Regions from separate parts of the Homo sapiens genome. Here region 1 is linked to region 2. The links are chromatin loops, found by intact Hi-C in ENCODE. Cell type or tissue: mammary epithelial cell. All regions are shown on one strand. Links, peaks and the distances in the headings refer to the core of each region. The heading gives the core; the rest is flanking DNA.

Region 1 (10,500 bases), core at 4,699-7,198, 810 kb before region 2:
AAGAGAATGCATCCCTGAGGGTAGGCCTCTGAAATGGTCACTTTGGGGGCGGCTGTCTTTTATGGTCACAGCTGTGGGATGAAATAAGCCCCAATCTCCTGTGGTGCTCCCAGGCTTATTAGGATGAGGAAATTCCCACCTAATAAATTTTAGTCAGACTGGTTGTCTGCTCTCAAACCCTGTCTCCTGATAAGATGTTATCAATGACAATGCGTGCCTGAAACTTCATTAGCAATTTTAATTTTGCCCCAGTCCTGTGGTCCTGTGATCTCGCCCTGCCTCCATTTACCTTGTGATATCTTATTACCTTGTGAAGCATGTGATCTCTGTGACCCACACCCTATTCGTACACTCCCTCCCCTTTTGGAAATCACTAATAAAAACTTGCTGGTTTTGTGGCTTGGGGGCATCACGGAACCTGCCGATATGTGATGTCTCCCCCGGACACCCAGCTTTAAAATTTCTCTCTTTTGTACTCTTTCCCTTTATTTCTCAGACCTGCCAACACTTCGGGAAAATAGAAAAGAACCTATGTGAAATATTGGGGGTGAATTTTGCCTGATAATAAATGACCAGATTAAAGGAAATAAATATCTAAATATATGGTAATAATGCAACCAATCTCCTCGGGATGAACTCTTATAGGAGGCACAAGAAATTTTAGGTACAATTCAGTGTACAAAGAAAACCTGAAAAGTGAAATCTGTAGAAAATATTTGATTCCCAAGGCAAAGGATAAAGAGGTTGTTGCTGTTATGGTAGTACTTTCTGTGTGTCAGGCAGTATCGTAAGTACTTTGCAGCATGAAATTATCAAATCCTCATTCTAACCCTGAAAGATGGGTGCTATCATTATTCTCATTTTACAGGTGAGAAAACATGCTACCAAACTTATTAAAATTATATAATAATGGAGAAAGTAAGTGGCTCAGTTGTTAACATAGCACTCTTCGTTAAAATCTTGGTGAGAGGTAATCAAGGCAGAGGAGCTGAAAAACAACTAGAATTCTGAATCCACCACTTTACTAATTTATTCTTTCATTTTTAAGATATGAATATCCAAGTAATGTGTGTTAGGCTTTTGCTAGACACTGGAGGGAGAGTGAAAAAACAAAAAAACAATGAACTAGAAAAATGTTCCAAAATGAAGGAGACAGAAACAATTCATAAGTGAGAGAAACCAAAAATAGAATTGATAAAAAATGATTTGGGAAAACATCATCATAAGTGAATTTGAGAAAAGTATCTGAGTTTTCTTAAAGAATCCTTCACCTACAAGCCTTTCCAGACAGTGGGCATAGTCACAAAATGTTCTAAGCCCTCATCATCCAAGATGGTGCCAGAAAAACATGAAAGAGCCTGGGAAGTTAATTCTTAAGGAGCTCCAGGAACCCGGGTGAAAGAAAGAATTATTCACTAACACCCTTAAAGAAAGGAAATAGAAAACAAGTGGAAGACGGTTTACAATAATAATAATAATCATCATCATCATCCATCTGGTTCTAAATACCAACAAAGCCAAAGACAGATTTCTAGCAAAGCAGAGACACTTCTTAATAATTCTAAGTGGCCAGGTCAGAAGTGACTCTAGTCTGTTCTTCTCAGCTCGATCAAAACAAGTCAGTGGACTTCTGTGACATGATAGGAATCTTGAAAAAACACTCAGACTCTTAAATTAGGAGTAAGTGGGTTTTAATTGTAGCTCTACAAAATACCAGCTGTGTGGCCTGAGGCATGTTGCTTAAAGACTCCCAGTTTTAATTTCATCATGTGGAAAATAGAGATAATGATAGAACCCACCTCATAAGTCAGTAAAGATTAAATGTAGTAATGTGTGTGAATTGCTTAACAAAGCATTTGATACCTAGCACATGTTTTGTTGCTGATAAGTACTAATAGTATTATCATCTAATTAGATTGACTGATTACTGTGGCTAGAATAATTACTAAATTTGATCAGAAGTGTTTCTTTACTGTTTTACTAATTCTCTTCGAGTGATGCATTACCGTGTGGCTTGCCTGGGCTAATGGAGCGAATGTGAAAGTAAAGTGTCACTTCTGGATAGAAACCTTTCAAAGCCAGTCAGAATTCACCTGATTTCCTTCCTGCTTCCAGGGTGACGAGCAACATTCTGGATAGTAAAGGCTCCCTCAGTCTAGGTCCCTTAACAATGATGACACAAAGCATACTCTTGCCAACCTGTGATGAGCATGAAGTATGAAGTGAGAAATAAACTCCATTCTGCTAGCTCCTGAGGTATGGGGTTGGCTTGTTACCACAACACAGCCTAACCTATTCTGACTATCCCAACAGTATTCTAGATTTGTTTTGACTTTTAACTTCTAAGTAATATAAATGCTTTCAGTTTTTATATATTGATCCAATCTCTTTTCATTCTTGTTACCTTTATGTCCTCTTCAAATGTTTCTAAATCAAGGCTGCCTGATAGATTGAAATTCCCATAGGACAAAGACTGTGATTTTGAATTCTCTTCAGGTAACAGAACTTAAAACAATGCTAAAATCAAATCTGGCATTTAATAAATGCCTCTTTGACAATGGCAATGACAGTGATGATCATAAAACCATCTTCATGATAATCTCTTTATGTCCATTCCTACTTAATTCTCACTACTCAAATAGTTCTCTCAGAAGAAAGACAGATATTTTAGAAACAACTGTCACTAAAGAAGGCATACAGGTAGGTATTTTGCTCTCTGTTTCAAACCTATTCTGAGAATAGAAAAACAAATCTTAAAGCTGATATTCTTGGATCTTGCATTAATGCTCCAGAATAAGTAACAAAACCTCAAATGTGTTCATGTTCTATAAAGGAAGCATAAAAACATTAGTCTTTATACAAGTTTTCCTTATTGGATCAGTGATGTGTAAAAACACTCAAATAATATTTGCTGGACTCAGAAATAAGCAAGAGCTAGCTGTGTAGTGTTTATGCATGCAGATGTGGTGGGCTCTTTTTATTCTTGTGGAACCCTCCAGCATTCTAAGACTTTCTTGCTCCAGTGAGGCCAGAGTGACAAGGTTGGTCAGCATGGCTTAGGCAGGGTGTAGCAGGAGGCAGAAAGGTTGGCAGAGAGGGTGGTGAACATGTGATTGAGTGAGGCAACATACTCGCCCTTTACACTTGCATCCCTTATCTCACTCGAAGAGTAGTCTGTCCATCCAGCCCCAAGGGGTGTGCAGTCCATCTCAGGATCTGCACCTCCTTCACTCCAGATAGTGCTGTCATCAGTGAGGAAAGCTCAGCTGAAGAGCTTGGACAGATGAAAAGCATAAAAGGGGAAAAGAAGACTGAAGTACTTGGGCAGATCAAGAGGAAAGTACATGAGCTCCATTGCTTTTAAGATAAAAAAGCAAAATCCTTATCACGACTGACTGTGTCCTCCATTATCTGACCCTTTCCACACTCTCTAAGCTCATCCCTCACTTTTCCTCAGCCACATTCATGTTAAGTTCCTTAAAGATCTTTGGCACATCCCTCTTTCTTAGCCTAGTAACTCCTAGCCATCATTCTAAGTCCAGCACAAATGTGCTCAGCAAAGCCTTTCGTGATGCTCCATGGCCATCCCAGAATAGAGCAGCTCTTCTAGTCATATATTTTCACACAATTTAAAATTTCCCCTTATGGCTCTTATGAAGTCAAGTTGTTAACTTTGCACCAGTACATTTATTTTAGTATCTGTCTCTAGCACTAACAATTAAGCTATATGAGGGAAGAGAAAGCATCCACTCACCAACGGATCTCCAGCACCCACTATTCTCCCTGAGACAGGCATAGTTTTCAGCAAATAACCTAAATGAGCAAGGCTAGTAGAGGGTATGAAGCACAGCATGCCTATGAGCTTCATCTCTTTTGGACAAAGCCACCTTTTTCTCCCTTCCAGCAGCTCCTTCTCTGAGGCCACCTACCCCTGCACAGCTCTTGGCCAGAAAGAATCTCAGTTGAACAGCATATTAGATGGAAGTGCCCAATCAATAGGAACTGTCCCCAGAATTGCAATATGGCTAGAGAGAGGATTTGACCTTTAAACTTCTAGGCAAGAAAGACAAGCTTTTCCTTTACTCTCCTTGGCCAAAACTACTAGAATGTGATCCTAATGGAGATTGATTGTCAAATTCCCCTGAAGGCATTTATGAAAATTTAGGATCCTAAGAATTCTCTTCATGTGCCTCAACTTCTGCATCTGTAAGATGGAAAGAATAGTACAAACCTCTCAAGATTATTTTGAGAACTAAGACAAATAATGTATGCAACAGTGTTTACCAGAGGCCTGGAAGACACAGTGCTCCAGAAATGGCAGCTATTATTAACATAATGATTCAACACATAGGATTTTAATTTTATATTATACTATAGTTACTAGGAATATCTATGTATCTACTTCTACACAATAAAAAAATCTGTAGAAATTAATGTTACAAGAACGAGGTAATATTTTTAAGTGAGGTTGTTAGCCTACTTAATTAATCTTATCATAGATTTAAAAGCATAGAATGGTCTAAGATAGATTTTCTGAAGCACTGCTAAAATAAAGAAGTATTTTAAAGACTTTTTAAATGGAAGAACATTTGCTAGGGAAAGTAAAGAGCATTAAAGACTTGGTTGTAAAAAGTTCAGTATATTCCACAGATAGTAGAGTTAAAGGGGGGCAAAGAAGATTATACTATTTCTATTTTATCCTCCTTGGTGATCACTCCATAGCTGATAATCTAATAACAAAAATCTAATCTATATAATTAATATCTCATTTATAGGTAAAATAATTTGTTATCTAATATGGCTCAGTGAAAACTCTGTTTAGCATTCTCTGGGCTTCTAATATAGATTCATGCTGAGGTTCCAAGAGATCAACTTGAAAATATGCTCTCTAATCCAACATAAGGCTAAAAATTATGAAGGCAAGATTTTGCATCTACACCAATATGTTTTCTGGAACACTGTAATGTGGCATAACAACACGCAAAGGTGGCTTTTCACTAAAGATGGAAGCCCAAATAACTGATGTGCTTCAATACAAAATCGAATTAAGAACAAATTTGTGGAGGGGAACAGTCAAAGCCTGAGACCAGAAGAACCCACAGGCGACTTCCACCTGCTCTAGAAGTGGCAGGGACAGGCATGGGGGTGGGGAGCAGGGAACAACCAAGAACAAGTATTTCTCAAAGGACACTTGCTCTTTCCAAAAGGATCAGAGAAAAGTACCATATGAGAGCATTCTCCACTCAAATAGAAAACATTCTCAAAGAGAAAAAAAAAAAACCCACAAAAATAAAGAGGCAAAGGACTAGGGTGAAGCATTTTCAGGTTTCCTTCCATAAACTTGTTTGACAAATTCCAGGATCACTCACCAGGCCCAAAGTGGCCACTATTCACAGTTGGATCCAACATTAAATCCCCAAATCAATAAACATTTTAAAGCCAACAAAGAGGGCCTTAGACACAAGGTGGAGAGAGGTTTGTTTTCATTTTAACAGGAACTTGGCTGCTATTTCTAACCCAAAAGTAATTTGCTTCTGGACTGAAAGAGAGAGAGACTTTAGATTTAAGGATAGTAATGCTGTAATTCTTAATAAACTATTGCAAATCAAGCATTCTGAATAGGGCTCGATAGAGGTGCATTCACAATCTCACTTTTCATTCATACTGTAGCCTCTCACACTAATCTCCGCCCAACTCCCAGGCAAAAGTTTCTTAATTAAGGATGGGGGGTGGACAGTAGGTGGCGATGTGGGTTAACAAGTGAACTTGAACACTGCCTTCACAGACTCCAGCCTTCAAAGGAGGGAGCAACTGATACTCCTTGTGGCCACTCTAAGGCTCAATAGAATAGAAGGAAGTGTGGATCTTCTCCGGCTTGCAGCAAGAAAATGGCTGACCCTGGAACACTGTAGAACATCAGCCCATGTCTTCCCTACTCATAGTCTATTATCTCCTCAGGTATGCCAATGCTGAAAGTATTTAAATAAAGTAAATTGTCCTATTCACATCTCAACATGGATTATACATAAAAGTAATTGTGCAGCAAATTAAATGAAAATAACAATTACATGTCATGAAATAAACTAATACTAGAGCCCACTAAACTATCATGGAGGACACAGGTTATGCTGTTTTATTTTCCTTTCTTTCTGAGGGCTCCAAATTAGAGCACCATGTTATTAAAAAAATATACATTTAAAAGACTAGGGTTCCTGAGTTGTGGTCCACAGACGAGCTACATCAGAATTACTGCACATGCTTATGAAAATGTATATCAGTCCCAACTCAACCTACTGAATCAGATGTTCTGAGCATGGAGCTGAGGAAACTACACTTTGGCCAGCTTCTCATTTAGGCAATAAAATTGCTCTTTATATCTTATACTTCACTGAATAGCCTCCCAAGAAGGAGGTGAAAACCTTTTGAATAACAATATTTATAGTAAAGGCAGCAGCAAAAGCTGGGATTTATAAGGAGAAAGTTGTTTTTCTGTCTCCCCTTTCCCCATCATGGCAGATAATAGAATAAGTAACATTCTCTTTCCTTTTTTGCTTTCATGTTGTGTCTTGCCTGTTTCCTAAGTCTCTGTGTTCTGGAAAATTTAAACATCTTAACTGTTTCTAGTGCATATGATTTTAATATTTATGGGTTTTAGATGACGTAGACACATTTTGAAAGAGACCTTAAAAATTGATTCAGTGTATTCTGTGTGCCAGAGCAAGATAATAAGCTTGACAAATTATAGGGCACCCCCACAGTGCCCCTACACATAGTACATTGGGGGACAATCAGGATGCCAAAAACCCTGTAATTAGAGGTGTTGTGGCTGGAAGGAGTCTTGATTACAAAAGCCTGAGAGCCTGTGCAAGATCATTTCTTTTTCTAAGAGAGGATCACCTTACTAGATAAGAAACACTGCATTTTCTACATAGCATAGACTTAGAGTCTTTGAGGGACAGGGGCCCTCTATCAATGTTGTACTTACTTATATTACATTTTTAGACCCAGCCACTTTGCAGAGTTTCTTTGACAAATGAAAGTCTTGGATAAGACCAAAGAATTATAAAGTTGGGACCTGTACATAGCTGAGTCTCCCAACAGAAAGTGCAGTAGGGAAAAAAAGCCTATGTATATAATAAACTAGAGCAATAGCAACAAAATAGACACAGTGGGTGAGAAATATAACAATTTCTCATCACTTACTCCCTCATCTCATTCAAAAGAGATAGGGACAAAAAGAAACTGGATGCCAAGTGCCCAGAGCATAGTGTACAAAGAACACAGATGCCCCACAACCTGAGTCCTAATAGCCTCTGATAATAAATCTCATGTCCCTGTGTGGGAGCCTGCCTTGCCCCAAACCTATCGCTTCCAATTCCTTCTCTGAAGATGTAACCAGCCCACTGCTGCCACCGCCGCCACCAGCCACCACCAACTGCAGGAGCAGCTGGTCGAATCCGTTTCAGCAGAGAATCTTAGTGAAGTGCGTAAATCCCATACGGGGTGGCTGCAAGCAGAGCTGTCATCAGCAGAGCTGAGCTATTTTTGGAACCATCTTAACTGATTGTCCGCCACCGCTATTCTCTACTCCTGCTTCCCTTTGCCGGTTCTCTCTCTCTCCCCTCCAACCTAAGACGCCCAAGACTGACTGATCAATAATATGATAAAAAGCAGACAGCTGAAGGGAACTGGTAAACAACTGACATAAGTAGATAGATACAGGAGTGATACACAATACAGAGAAGGTGATTAAGGCTAGGATGTCTTTAGCAAGACAGCCTGTAAAGAATTCAGGCATCACAGATGGACTGGGGGTGGGTTGGGAGGAGGAAGGGGAGGGGAAGAGTCTGCAACACAAAAAAAAATTCTCAAGGAGCATCCTCTCTCTCTTTTCTTCCCACTGTAGGCTGTATGTCGGTTCTTTATTTAGCAGGGCAGGGTCAAGTGTTTCATGCACAACTTGCTCCTTAACCTTCCAAAGCTTGCTGCTTTCAACACTGGTGTGTGCTGGTAGCCGCAGCAGTATCTGCACAATTCAGGTTATTAGCAAGAAGGCAGAGGAAATTCAGGAACACAGTTCAGGAGACCCAAACATATCAGTCCTCCTTGTACCTGAGTATCCAAAAACGAAGCTTTGTTCTCAGTGGTATGTTTAAAAAGGAGCCTCCTCACCTGGTTACCTTAGTTGCCAGGTAACACTGCAAGGGCCACGCAAGCCAGCCACTCAAAGGCCAGCTTCCCAGGAGTTAGCACGAATGAACCTGCTTCATTTTCCTAAAATAATGCAACTTTTTGCTTCAGCTTTTTAAGTCGGTTTGCCTCTCTGACCATTACTTGCATTCTTTCTTTCCAATCTCTTAATACTAGTAGTCAAGTAAAATAGACCAGTATTCAGGAAAGGGATTTCAAGGCAGAGGGACCCAGGTGCCAAGTGAGTCATTTATCCCCCTCCATCTTTCTTCTTTGTGCCCACCTCACCTTGAACAAATTATTCAACCTCTCAGCTGCCGGAGGAAACTTTGCAATACATAACGGAATCACATCACTCATTTATTTATAAATGTTTCCTCAAGCTTCCTGTCGCTCCTAGAATAAGATGCAAACTCCTTACCTTGGCCAGCAAGACCCTGCCTGATCCTTGCATCTTTTCCCACCACCACCCCTCCCTTGTTCACTCACCAGCCATACATACATTCTTTCTGTCCTGCAAACCCACCTACTGTGTTCCCACCTTCAATTGGCATGACCTGTAACCTAGCCTTACCTTCTGCACAACATATTTTCCTAGGAAAATTATGCTACTTATTTGTTGAGTTGCTAATGACCTGTCTCCTCTAAAATATAAGCTGTCTTGTTCACAACTACATTATCAGCACTTAGAAATATGGGTGCTCAATAAATAGTAGATGAATGTTTTTGAATGCACTAAGATTCCTCACTTCAAAGGGGAATAATAATACCTCTTTGGCAGGGTTGTTGGGAGGACTAAATAAGAAAAGGAATATAAATTGTTAACCACAGTGCCTGGAACACCTTAAAAACATTTAGATTTTTTCAGATTTGAAAGCCACTTCCTACCATTTTAACCACCAGAAACAATTTCCCTCTACCCTGATAGTTCAAAATCTTTGAATCTTTTTCAAATATTCTCTTCAAGTAAGTCTCCAAATTTTCCTGACCCAAGATTCCCCATCTTGACCAAGTTCTTTTGATGCTTTTCTTATTAAAATAGTCTTAGGAAAGCAGCAAAGTAAAGAATTATTTGAATCTCTCAGATTAAGTATGGGAACAAAACCAAGCATTCAGTCTTCAGTCCAAGGGATGTTCACCTTGCCATGCCTCAAGGGTGGATGGACACACTGCAATTCCCCTAGAGATGACAACAGGAGACTGCGGAAATGAATGGTCTGTAAACTTCACAAAGCTAGAAATCTTGGAGGCTTCCTGGCATTTATGGGCTCACAAAACCAAGGCTCTAAGGGTTCCTGAAGGAAGAGGTCACTCAAAAGACATGAGATCTTAAGCAATAGTGAAAAGTAACACAGTCAGGATCACTGAACACTTTAGAGTACTAATTACAGAATTTGTTAAAGAACCCTGAAAATAAGCTGTTTTACTTACCAAGCAATAGAAATAGAACTTGGGAGAGACAAGCAAAGGCACAGCCATGACTAACTTGAGCAACTCTCCTGAAGCATGGGGAATAGAGGAGCCTCAGCCTCATGGAGTCTATCTCCAACCCCTAGGTTACAAATCTTCAAGGGCAATAGCTTATGTCTTCCCCGGAAAGATGTTTTATGCGTGAAACTTAGATTGTAAATTCCATGTATACCAGACCTGCAGATGACTCTACAACTTTTGTATTTTACACAGTGCCTGGTACAGCTTCAACAGGATCAATGTTATCCAACTGACATCCAAGCTCCTCTTCAGTCCTACATAACAAGATGAGTTCTCTAAGGAACCAAAATCACTGAGTCACAGGGATACCGATAAGAATACTCAGTTTTCTATGATTCCAGTATTTGGCATTATTATTATTTAAACCACAGCTGAGTTCCATTTGTTTTTGACAGTTAGCAGGAAATATTCAAGGAGATGTCTTTTGCTTACAATGGTGCCTGCCTTTGATCTAGGCACTTTTATGCATTAATTAACCCTCTTGTCCTCCTCCTTTACCCCACTCCCCACTGAGAAACATGCTGGTATTGGCCTACTCTTGTACACCAAGGCACAGAGAGGATTTGTCCAAAGCCGACAGCAAGAGAACTAAGCTACACTTTCATGCTTACTTAGCCTAGTTGCAAAATCTCATGCCATGTGCCACCTTAAAATCAGCTGTTAGTTTAATTATGAAATACCTGAATGCTGTGTAATTACAGCTGTTTCTCATGAATTGCTGCCTCCTTATAAAGTAAAACATCCAGCTAAGTAGTAACACCTGGAATCTGGAATTATTTCTTTCTTTCTTGGCAAGAACAACTAAACAGAGTCGTTGAT
Region 2 (10,500 bases), core at 3,821-6,320:
GAATCTAAATCCCTAGTCCAATCCCTAGAACTAAAGGCTTGTGGTACACCCTTGCTTAGAAACAGTCCAGGCTTAATAAATATCTTTTTACATTTTATATAACCCTGTGGAAGACAGGGTTAGCTGTCCCCAAAAATCTACTGTCCCATTCTCCAGAATAACAGGAACCCTGTGTTTTTTGGCTGGGTTTCATGGCCACCTGGAATAGGGATTACATTTCTCAGCCTCCCCTCCTTGAAGCTATATGTGGCCATATGACCAAGTTCTGGCCAATGAGATGTATAGTAGGTGATAAATAAAACTTTTGAGTTGTGTCCTTAAAGGGAGGGAACATGCCCTTCTTGACACCATTTCCTCCTCCTTCCTGCCTGAAATAAGGACATGGTATTGAGGTATTCTGTATGATGCAGATGAAAGAAATGCCTTAGAAATGGCCAAACATGGGTTTCTTGTACCTTAGAGCTCTGTTCCAGCTCTGGTCTGCCTAGCAGCAGACTATTGCTATTCCATGAGAGAGAAATAAGCCCTTGTCCTATTTAAGACACTATTATTTGAGGGGTTATATTAGTCTGGGTTCTTCAGAGAAACAGAACCAACAGGGGATAGGTATGTATATTGTCTTACTTGGTTACGAAGGCTGAGAAGTCCCAAGATCTGTATCGGCAAGCTGGAGACCCAGGAGAGCTGATAAGGTAGTTCTAGCACAAATCCAAAGGCCCAGGAACGAGGAGAGCCAACAGTGGAAGTTTTAGTCCAAGCCCAAAGGCCTGAGAACTAGCAGAGATAATTGTGTAAGTTCCAATCTAAATCTGAGCCCAAGTCCAAATGCAGGAGAAAACCCATGCCCCAGCTCCAAGACAGAGAGCAGATCCTCTCTTCCTCAGCCTTTCATTCTGTTCATCCCTTCAATGGATTGGAGGATGCCTACCCACATTGGAGAGGGCCATCTGCTTTATTCAGTTTACCAATTCAGAGGTTCATCTCCTCCAGAAACGCCTTCACAGAGGGACTCATCCAGAATAATGTCTAACCAAACATCTGAATATTCCATGGCCCAGTCAAGCTGACACATAAGATTTATCATCACAGGGGTCTGTGTTACTAAATCAACTCCTAACAAAAATTGTCCATTAACTTAAACCATTAGCTATTTATTCCTGTGTGCATGCCTACCCCCTCCTCCCCCAACACACACACACACACACACACACACACACACACACACACACACACGCACTCACTGTGCCCTAGCTCCCAGTAGACACTCGAGAATGAACTGAAGAATTTGTTGTTTGATGAGATCAATGGCACAGTCACTAGCATCAATGCTTCCTGCTCTCTGGGGTACCAGCTCCCAAGTGTGCAAGATTAATCTTTCCCACAGGGTTCTGATGCCCCTGAGGGTACCTGCTGGCAGTATGTCATGTGATATGCAAAGTACCTCTTTCCTAGAGACCATTTTGCTCCAAAATGTGATGAAAATAGTTTTGAATTCTTCATCTCTTAAAAGGGTTTTTTTTCTTTAATATGCACAAGACAAAAGCCACAGAATTCTACTTTCTAGTGTCAGCCAATCTTGTACTTTCCATGAACACCAGGAAAGCAGGAAGCATTTATGTGTAAGGAATGATTGAAAGCATTGTTCTTTTTATGTTATCAGTGAAGCCTCAGCAGTATCCCGGTGAACTGGGTCTATTGCTTTAGGGAGAGGAGATTAAGCCAGCCTTAGCCTAAGCATGCTCTGTTGATGGATGTTACATGGGAAAAGAAAGGAAAGGTTTCGTGGTCAAATGAGTTTGGGAAAAGCCTAATTAGAAACTATAAACAAGTTTCTTTGCTGTGGGATTTCTCAGAGCTTTCAATGTGGTGATGTGCATTATGAATCTCAAACAGAAGACCTAGTTTGCAGAGCTGCCCATAGAACAGCTTCTCGTGCACAATTTCATAGTGAAGCATTTCCAAGGAACTCCCTTGTGAATTATGTGATGTGACTGTTCTCACTGTCAGTCATGTCTGTAGAGGGGCAGGAACATATTTTCAGTCTATTAAATTCTAAGAAGTAAATTGCCTGCCCACTCCTGGTATTTTGCCCTTCCCCTTTCTTACTCTCCCCTTCCCATCATGGTGGTTAGTTTTATGTATCAACTTACACAGGTAGGAGTACTCGGTTATCCAATCAAACACTAATCTAAATATTGCTGTGAAGGTATTTTGTAGATATATAATAGTTAACACCTCTGATCAGGCTAAATATCGCTGTGAAGGTATTTTGTAGATATATAATAGTTAACACCTCTGATCAGGCAACTTTAAGTAAAGAAGATTGGCCTTGATTACATGGGTGAGCTTCATCTAATCTGTTGAAAGTCCTGACAGCAAAACTGAAGTGTCCTCAAGGAAGAAGAAATTCCACCTATAGCCTGCAGCACAGCTTCCACCTGAGAGTCTTCCAGCCTGCCCACCTGCCCTACATGATTTGGGATTGTTCAGTCAGAACCTATTAATACAATTATGTAAGCCAATTCCTTGGAAACAGAAAGATATAGAGAAATCAACATGGATATTCGTGTGTGTATGAGCATGTGCGCAAACGCGGAGGCAGGCAGCAGCAGGGAGCAGGGGTGTCACGAGGTTCGTGTATCCTCCTTCCTCTGTTTCTCTAGTAGAACCCTGACTGACCCACCATTGAAACAGATCAGAGGCCAGGCACAGTGGCTCATGCCTGTAATCCCAGCACTTTGGGAGGCCAAGGCAGGCAGATCACCTGAGGTCAGGAGTTCAAGACCAGCCTGGCCAACGTGGTGAAACCCTGTCTCTACTAAAAGTACAAAAATTAGCCGGGTGCGGTGTTGCATGCCTGTAATCCCAGCTACTTGGGAGCCTGAGGCAAGAGAATCACTTGAACCCAGGAGGCGGACATTGCCATGAGCCAAGATTGTGCCACTGTACTCCAGCCCAGGTGACAGAGTGAGACCCTGTCTCAAAAAAAAAAAAAAACAGATCAGCAGGCAGCCTCCTGCTTCCTGCTCAGAACATGGAAAAGTGAGGGACATGGGCCTAACTGGAGAGGCAGTATAGCACAGTGATTAGGACGAGCGACTTGGCAACAGATGGCCTGGGTTTTCATCTCCTCTGCCACTTCTTGTGTGACCTTAGGCAATTTCCTTTTATCTCTCTTTGCTTTAGTTTCCACATCTGTAAAATGAAGCTATTAATAGTACCTACTTCATTATGAGGTTTAATGTTAATCCACAAAGCGCACTTAGGAAAGCACCTAGCACATAGTAAGCTTAATAAAATGTTAGCTATAACTGTTATTTCTTGAAGAGAGTAATCTAGAAGCACCTCTACCCACCCACCCCCACTGCTACCCAGGGCAGGGGAGGCCTCTCTTTCCAGGAGCTGGAGGCAAGGAAACTTTCCCTCTTAAAAAATCTTCTGAGAAAATAGGATTGCGGTGCAGAAGACAGGGGTCTTCTCCCTGGATTACCGAGGGCACCTATGCCCCACCCCTAGGGTTCAGCATGGGCCAGGACACATCCTCTCTCTTCAAGTCTGGTTGATATCAAGTAACATCATTTAACTAGAACTTGATCACTTACAAAAGATCTCCTCCATATGGTCCATTTGGCCCACATCACAGTGGTGTGAAGTGTAATTATTCCCATTTTTCATATGGGGACACTGAGGATCAGAACAGTCACGTGACTTTTCCAACTTCACAGAGCTTGATGCAGATGAGATGAAAAGCAAACCCAATGTTCTTCCCCCAGATCAATGGCCCTCTCATGTGTATGTCTCATTTGGTCTCCCGTGTCTCTTTCTGTCTTTCTCTATGTCTCTCTCTGTCCCTTTTTCTTTTTGATGACTATTTGGCTGTCTTTTTCTCCCACATTTTCTTCTCTAATTTTCATTTCTCTTCCCCCTTTCTTCCTCCTTTTCTTTTCTGAGAGACAGAGTCTCACTCTATCACTGAGGCTGGAGTGCAATGGCACAATCTCAGCTCATTGCAACCTCAGCCTCCTGGGTTCCAGCGATTCTCCCACCTCAGCCCCCGAGTAGCTGGGATTACAGGTTTGTACCACCATGTCCAGCTAATTTTTATATTTTTTGTAGAGATGAGAATCTCGCCATGTTGCCCAGGCTGGTCTCGAACTCGTGAGCTCAAGTGATCTACCTGCCCTGGCCTCCCAAAGTGTTAGGAATACAAGCATGAGCCACTGCACCCAGCCGTTTTTCTTTCTCTTTTCCCTTTCTCTTTCTTCTTAGTTCAGACCTTGGATTCCCCACAATCCATCTAAAACAAAAGGGGCTTAGGGTAATTAGCAGCCCAAGGCGATTCCAACTCCCATTGCCATTGGCGGGGATTGAGCTGTGTGTGTGGAAATACAGGACAACTTTGTTACTCCAGGAATAAGGGCAGAAGAGCTGCTCCTAATAGGGAGAGAGAGAAGCAAGCACTGCCAAAAGCAGCCCCCTCAGCCATCCTGTCCTCTTTTTTCATTTCCATTCTACCCTCATTATAATCCTGTTACGATTATTCTCCTGGAACCCACGGCTTATCCTAAGGGGAGAGAAACTCAAAGAAATAGAGGTGGTAGCGGCACCTCTAAAGGGAAGAGAGAAGCAAGCCTAACCCTGGGCAGAGAAGTGGCTCTGACAGCTGAAGAAGTGAATTCCCATGCAATTTCCCTCATTACGGGAATTGTGTAACTGTTCAGAAGAAAGAAACACAGTTCACTGCATCTGAGAGCCTCTGAAATGGCTGCCCAAGCTACAGGAAGCGCATCATTTTCCCTCCCCACAGTAATGAAGAGCCACAACCAACTGGGCAGAGAAAGGGCGCCACCTCCTGGCAAGACACGAGTTTAGGACCAACAGTTCATGACCCAAGTCACACCTACTACAGGGCAATTTTGCACAACCTTCACTGCCCTATGCTACTGTCACCCATGGCCCCTTTTAGGCCTTGGAAATTAGCAGACTCAGTTGAGCCATGACAAGATGACCCTGCCTCCACTCGACAATTAAATTCAACAAGATCACTATCCTTGTCGGCACAGCCATGTTTAGTTGGGCAACTGTCTTAACATTGTATTGAATTTGCTGTATTTTTTTTAATAACTGGGAAAAGAAAGAGGAAAGTGAGAAGGTAAAAAGTCTTACAAATTTAGGACAACGGAATCAAAGGTGAATATCATCAGGCTTGTCCAAAGTGTTGAATCATTAGTCTTGACTGGCCACCCAGCTCCTCCAGCCAGCCAGCCAGTCTGTGTTCAACTGTAAAGGCAAAAAGAGAAATTAAAGACATTCTAGGGTGCTAGAAATAGAGCAATAGATGTGGTATCTGAAAGGCAAGATGTAACTAGGGCTTATATAATTTGATGAATACCCTTGATAACATGTAAGTGTATTGTTTGGCTTTCAGACATTCTTTTTGTGTGTGTGTGAAATGGAGTCTCACTCTGTTGCCCAGGCTGGAGTGCAGTGGCATGATCCCGGCTCACTGCAACCTCCACCTACCAGGTTCAAGTGATTCTCCTGCCTCAACCTCCCCAGTAGCTGGGACTACAGGCACCCACCACCATGCCCCGCTAATTTTTGTATTTTTAGTAGAGACAGATTTCAGTATGTTGGCCAAACTGGTCTCCCACTCCTGACCTCAGGTGATCCGCCCACCTCAGCCTCCCAAAGTGCTGGGATTAAAGGCGTGAGCCACCATGCCTGGCCAGCTTTCAGATATTCTGCTTCTATATGTTTTATCTGAAAGTATATTATGACCAAAGCAAAGGTAGCAGTATCTTCCCGGCTTCGAGGTACAGGCCAAGCAGTAAGTGATTAGACTCCGTTTCCCCAGAAATGACACCCTCTGACACCATCAGAAAGGAGCTGGGGACAACATGGTGTGAGAAGACCACATGGGACCAAAGACCTGAATTCAAATCCTAACTCTCCTATTTTAAAGCTCTGACTTTCAGAAAGTGAGAATAAATCTCTCTGGTCTCAGTTTTTTAATCTGTAAAATGGGAATGATAACAATAGCTGCCAAACCTATCTTCCAGAGTTGTATAAGGCTCAAATGAGATCAGGTCAAGGAAATGGGGAAGGAGCCTAATGGCCGAATGTGTCCATGCTGGCAGTGGGCTAAGCATTTTATGTGCACCATCTCCTTTAATCCCATAAGGACTATATTATTACCTGCACCCCACAAATGAGAACATTTGCAGAAGTAAATTTTCCAAAGATCCCACAAGTCATTAGTAGGTAGAATTTAAATTTAAGAGCACCTGACTTTTTATACAATATTTAATAAAATACCATAAAAATGTAAGGGGAGTTTTTATCTAGGAAATTTATATGTGAAATTTCTGGGCCCTTCTTCCCACTTCCCTTGCTCTTTGCCCTAGACCTCAGATTCTCTCTCCGACAAAAGCCCCCAATTCTGGGTCCTGGAAAGTTCCAGTATGAGTTGTCTAGATGTCTCTGTAACCTGAAGTGAAGGGGCCTTCTCATGGGACTGCCTGTCTTCCTAATTTCTCTCTAGAGGCCAAGTGAATCACTTTCCCTTCTAAGGGAATTCCCAACACCAAGGAGCTGAAGAAGCCTGTGGTTTCTGGGAGCAGAGATGTTCTCATAGTTGCCAAAGCCACATCACCTACAGGCTCCATTTAGGATGGACCTTACTGTTCCTATTATGGACCACTATAACCATTCTTCTTACAATGCCCCTGAATGCCCATCCGAGATGGACTCCCAGGATGGATAGACCAGTTGTCAGTCCCAGTGTAGAATTCTATTATGTTCTATTATGCATTCCCATCTGATATGGTTTGACTGTGTCCCCACCAAAATCTCATCTTGAATTCTCATGTGTTGTGGGAGGAACCCCGTGGGAGGTAATTGAATCATGGGGGCAAGTCTTTTCCATGCTGTTCTCATGATAGTGAATAAGTCTCACGAGATCTGATAGTTTGGAAAAAAGGAGTTTCCCTGCACAAGCTCTCCCTTTCTTTGCCTGCTGCCATCCAGGTAAGACATGACTTGCTCCTCCTTGCCTTCTGCCATGATTGTGAGGTTTCCAGCCACATGGAACTATAAGTCCAATTAAATCTCTTTCTTTTGTAAATTTCCCATTTTCGGGTGTGTCTTTATCAGCAGCGTGAAAATGGACTAATACTTCACCAATCTCTCAGAGCCCCTGAATTCCATGCCAGGAAAACAACTGCCTTCTCCATCTCCACCTGCTAGTCCCAAGGTATCTCAAACTCAAACCCTCTAAACAACCAAAGTGTCTCAGTCAATAGCATGACCTTTCACACAGGCACCAAAGCAAATTCCACAGTGTCTGACACATAGTAGGGATTCAATAAACACTTGTTAAGTTCATTCATTGAACAAAAACATTGATTGAAGGTCATCAGTGTGTCAGACATTCTTCTTGGAGCTGGGGATACTGTGGTAAACAAGTTAGATGAAGGATGAGAAGGAGACGAGAGATAAGTATGTAATATAACTTTGTGTAGTTTAAGTACAAAAAGAAAGTTACGCAGAATAAGGAGGTAGAGGGAGATGAGTGTGAAGTGGAGGGAGGGGTCTGTTTTAGATAGAGCAGTCAAGATAGGACCCTCTGAGGAGTGACGTTTGAGCAGAGACCAAGTTGGAGGAGGATATGAGATATTCAGATATTCAGAAGGAAAATATTCCAGGGGATGGCAAGTATGAAGGCCCTGAGACAGGACCAACTTGGAAGTTTGAGTACAAACAAGAAGGCCAAGATAGCCAGAGCAGAATGCACCAGGAGACAGACAGTAGGAGATGAGGTTGGAAAGATAGGCCAAGTAGGGTCCTGCGGGGCCCAAAGACCTGGGAAAGGACTAAGACTGGAAGTCTTTGAAGGCTTTGATCAGGGAGTGAAATGATCTGACTTACATTTTAGAAGATAATTATATCTTGTGACTAATGTATATTCTTATATAACACATATTTTCATGACTTGCATATATTCATATATTATAGATATTAATATATGTATAACTTACATATATTCCACTGTACATATCAAATATTACTTAATTTGGAATTTAAAATCTAAGTTTTAGCTCAAAATATTCAGAATGGAATACTAATTAGCCATGAGGCACACTTCTATTGTCAGTCTTCATATGACAGGGAAAATAATTTAAATATAAGTAGGCGCTAACTAGCTATAGTATATTCTGAATAAAGAATAGGGTCTGGATCTAGAATAATAGTCTGAAAACAGTTATGGTTCCTTGCAAGCCCATAAAAGGCCAATAATTTATTTCATAATCTTTGAATTCATTTCTTTTTTGCAAGATTGTTGACGAGTTCAAAAGAAAATATTACAATGTATTTTAAATGCCTTGAGAAATACTTTTTATGCTATTTTTTGAGCTGTGGTAAAAATATACATAACAAAATCTGCTATTTTAACTATTTTTAAGTGTGCAGTTCAATGGCATTAAGCCGTTTCACAGTGTTGTGCAACCACCACCATCACCCACCTGCAGACCTTTTTTTTTTGTCATGCAAAACTGAAACTCTGTAACCTATTAAACAATAACTCCTCATTCTCATTTCACCCCCAATCCTCTTTTAACTTTCCATCTCTGTGATTTTTACTAGTCTAGGCATCTCAAATAAGTGAAATCATAGAGTATTTGTCCTTTTGTGACCAGCTTATTTCACAATGTTTTCAAGGTTCATCCATGTTTAGCATGTGACAGAATGTCCTTCCTTTTTCAAGGCTGAATAATATCCCACTGGATGTATAGACCACACTTTGTTTATCCATTCACCTCTCACCGAACACCTGGGTTGCCTCCACCTCTTGACTATTATGAATGATGTTGCTATGAATGTGAGTGTACAATTATCTGTTCATATCCCTGCTCTCAATTATTTGGGGTATATCCTCAGAAATTGAATTGCTGAATCTATCTTTTAATTTATTTGAGGAATGATCAGACTGATTTCCACAGTGGCTATTTTACATTCTCATCAGCAGTTCACAAGGGTTCCAATTTCTCCACATCCTCAACAATACTTGTTATTTTCCGTTGTTGTTGGTTTTTTATCGTAGCCATCCTAATGAGCGTGAGATGGTATCTCACTCTGGTTTTGATTGTATTTCCCTAGTGATTAGTGACGCTGGACAGCTTTTTATGTGCTTGTTGACTGTTTGTATATCTTCTTTGGAAAAATGTCTATTCAAGTCCTTTGCCCATTTTTTAATCAGGTTGGTTTTTTGTTTTTGAGTTGTATGAGTTATTTATATGTTCTGGATATTAACTCCTTATCAGATATATGGTTTGCAAATATTTTTTCCCATTCCATGGGTTGCGTTTTCACCCTGTTGACAGTTTATTTTGATGACTAACAGTTTTAGGCCAGGTGCCATGGCTCACACTTATAATCCCAGCACTTTGGGAGGCTGAGGCAGGAGGATCACCTGAGGTTAGGAGTTCGAGACCAGCCTGGCCAACATGGTGAAACCCTGTCTCTACTAAAAATAAAAAAATTAGCCAGGTGTGGTGCCACGCACCTGTAGTCCCAGCTAACTTGGGAGGCTGAGGCAGGAGACTCGCTTGAACCTGGGAGGTGGAGGTTGCAGTGAGCCAAGATCATGCCACTACACTCCAGCTTGGGCAACAGAGCAAGACTCCGTCTCAAACAAACAAACAAAACACAGTTTTAATTTTTGTATAATTTACCTATTTTTTATTTTGTTGTCTAAGCTTTTTGTTTCCCACCTAAGGAATGTTTTTTAAATTATTCTGACTGCCATTTTGAAAATTGACTATACTGGATCAAGAATGAAAACAGAGAGGAAGTATCTATAATGACAGAGGAAAGTTTATAGGATTATGGACTAAAGTGGTCTATAGTAGGGATGGAGAAAAGTAGATAGATTTTGGGATACGTTTTGAAGATAAAATAGATACAACCTGATTAGTTGGATGAGAGATACAAAGAAAAAAAAGAATAAAGAATGACTCCTACTGTTTTGGCCCGAGCTGCTAGAGGACTGGTGGTACCATCATGAGATGGCAACAATTAGGGAAAGAGCTGATTTATAGAAGATTTTATCATGTTTTGTGGAAGCTATCATATATCCAAATAGAGTTGTCTGACAAGTATCTGGATAGATATACAAGCCTGGAGTTAAGAGGAAAGAACCATGTGGTAGATTTGGAATTCCCTTGTTATCTATTGCCACAATACTGCATAACAACTATAAAACCCTAATTGCTCATGCATGGAGAAAGGCTGACTAGATAGCTTTGACAATCTTGGCTAAACTCACACATCAGGGAGTCAGCTAGCTGGCTGTTTATCCAAGCCAGCCTCACCTCTCTGCTTCACATATCTCCCATCCTCCATAGACTAGTCCAACGATGTCTTATGGAATTGACAGAACTGCAAGAGATAAAGACCAAGCCTAATTGTCCAAGCGTTTTTCAAGCCTCTACTTGCATC

The links. A loop is a pair of places that touch in the nucleus more often than their neighbours do. Peaks named below come from ENCODE experiments on the same cell type or tissue, not always from the same donor. Only the 100,000 strongest peaks of a DNase experiment are listed, where the experiment ranks them.
Region 1: a loop joins it to region 2, with 4 times the contacts of the local background. A loop is called at or near these places in 6 of 110 quality-filtered maps.

What each region holds. Positions count from the first base shown.
Region 1 is chr14:78,832,273-78,842,772 of GRCh38, reverse strand. All of the region lies in intron 10 of NRXN3 (neurexin 3), which reads right to left. Among named protein-coding and RNA genes, the nearest start is that of NRXN3-AS2, 130 kb to the right of the region's middle. In mammary epithelial cell, for the core only: a CTCF peak has its summit at 5,743 (motif pointing right); a DNase peak (open chromatin) is centred at 5,762.
Region 2 is chr14:78,016,526-78,027,025 of GRCh38, reverse strand. No RefSeq gene overlaps it. Among named protein-coding and RNA genes, the nearest start is that of NRXN3, 150 kb to the left of the region's middle. In mammary epithelial cell, for the core only: a CTCF peak has its summit at 4,846 (motif pointing left); no DNase peak of the experiment used is centred there.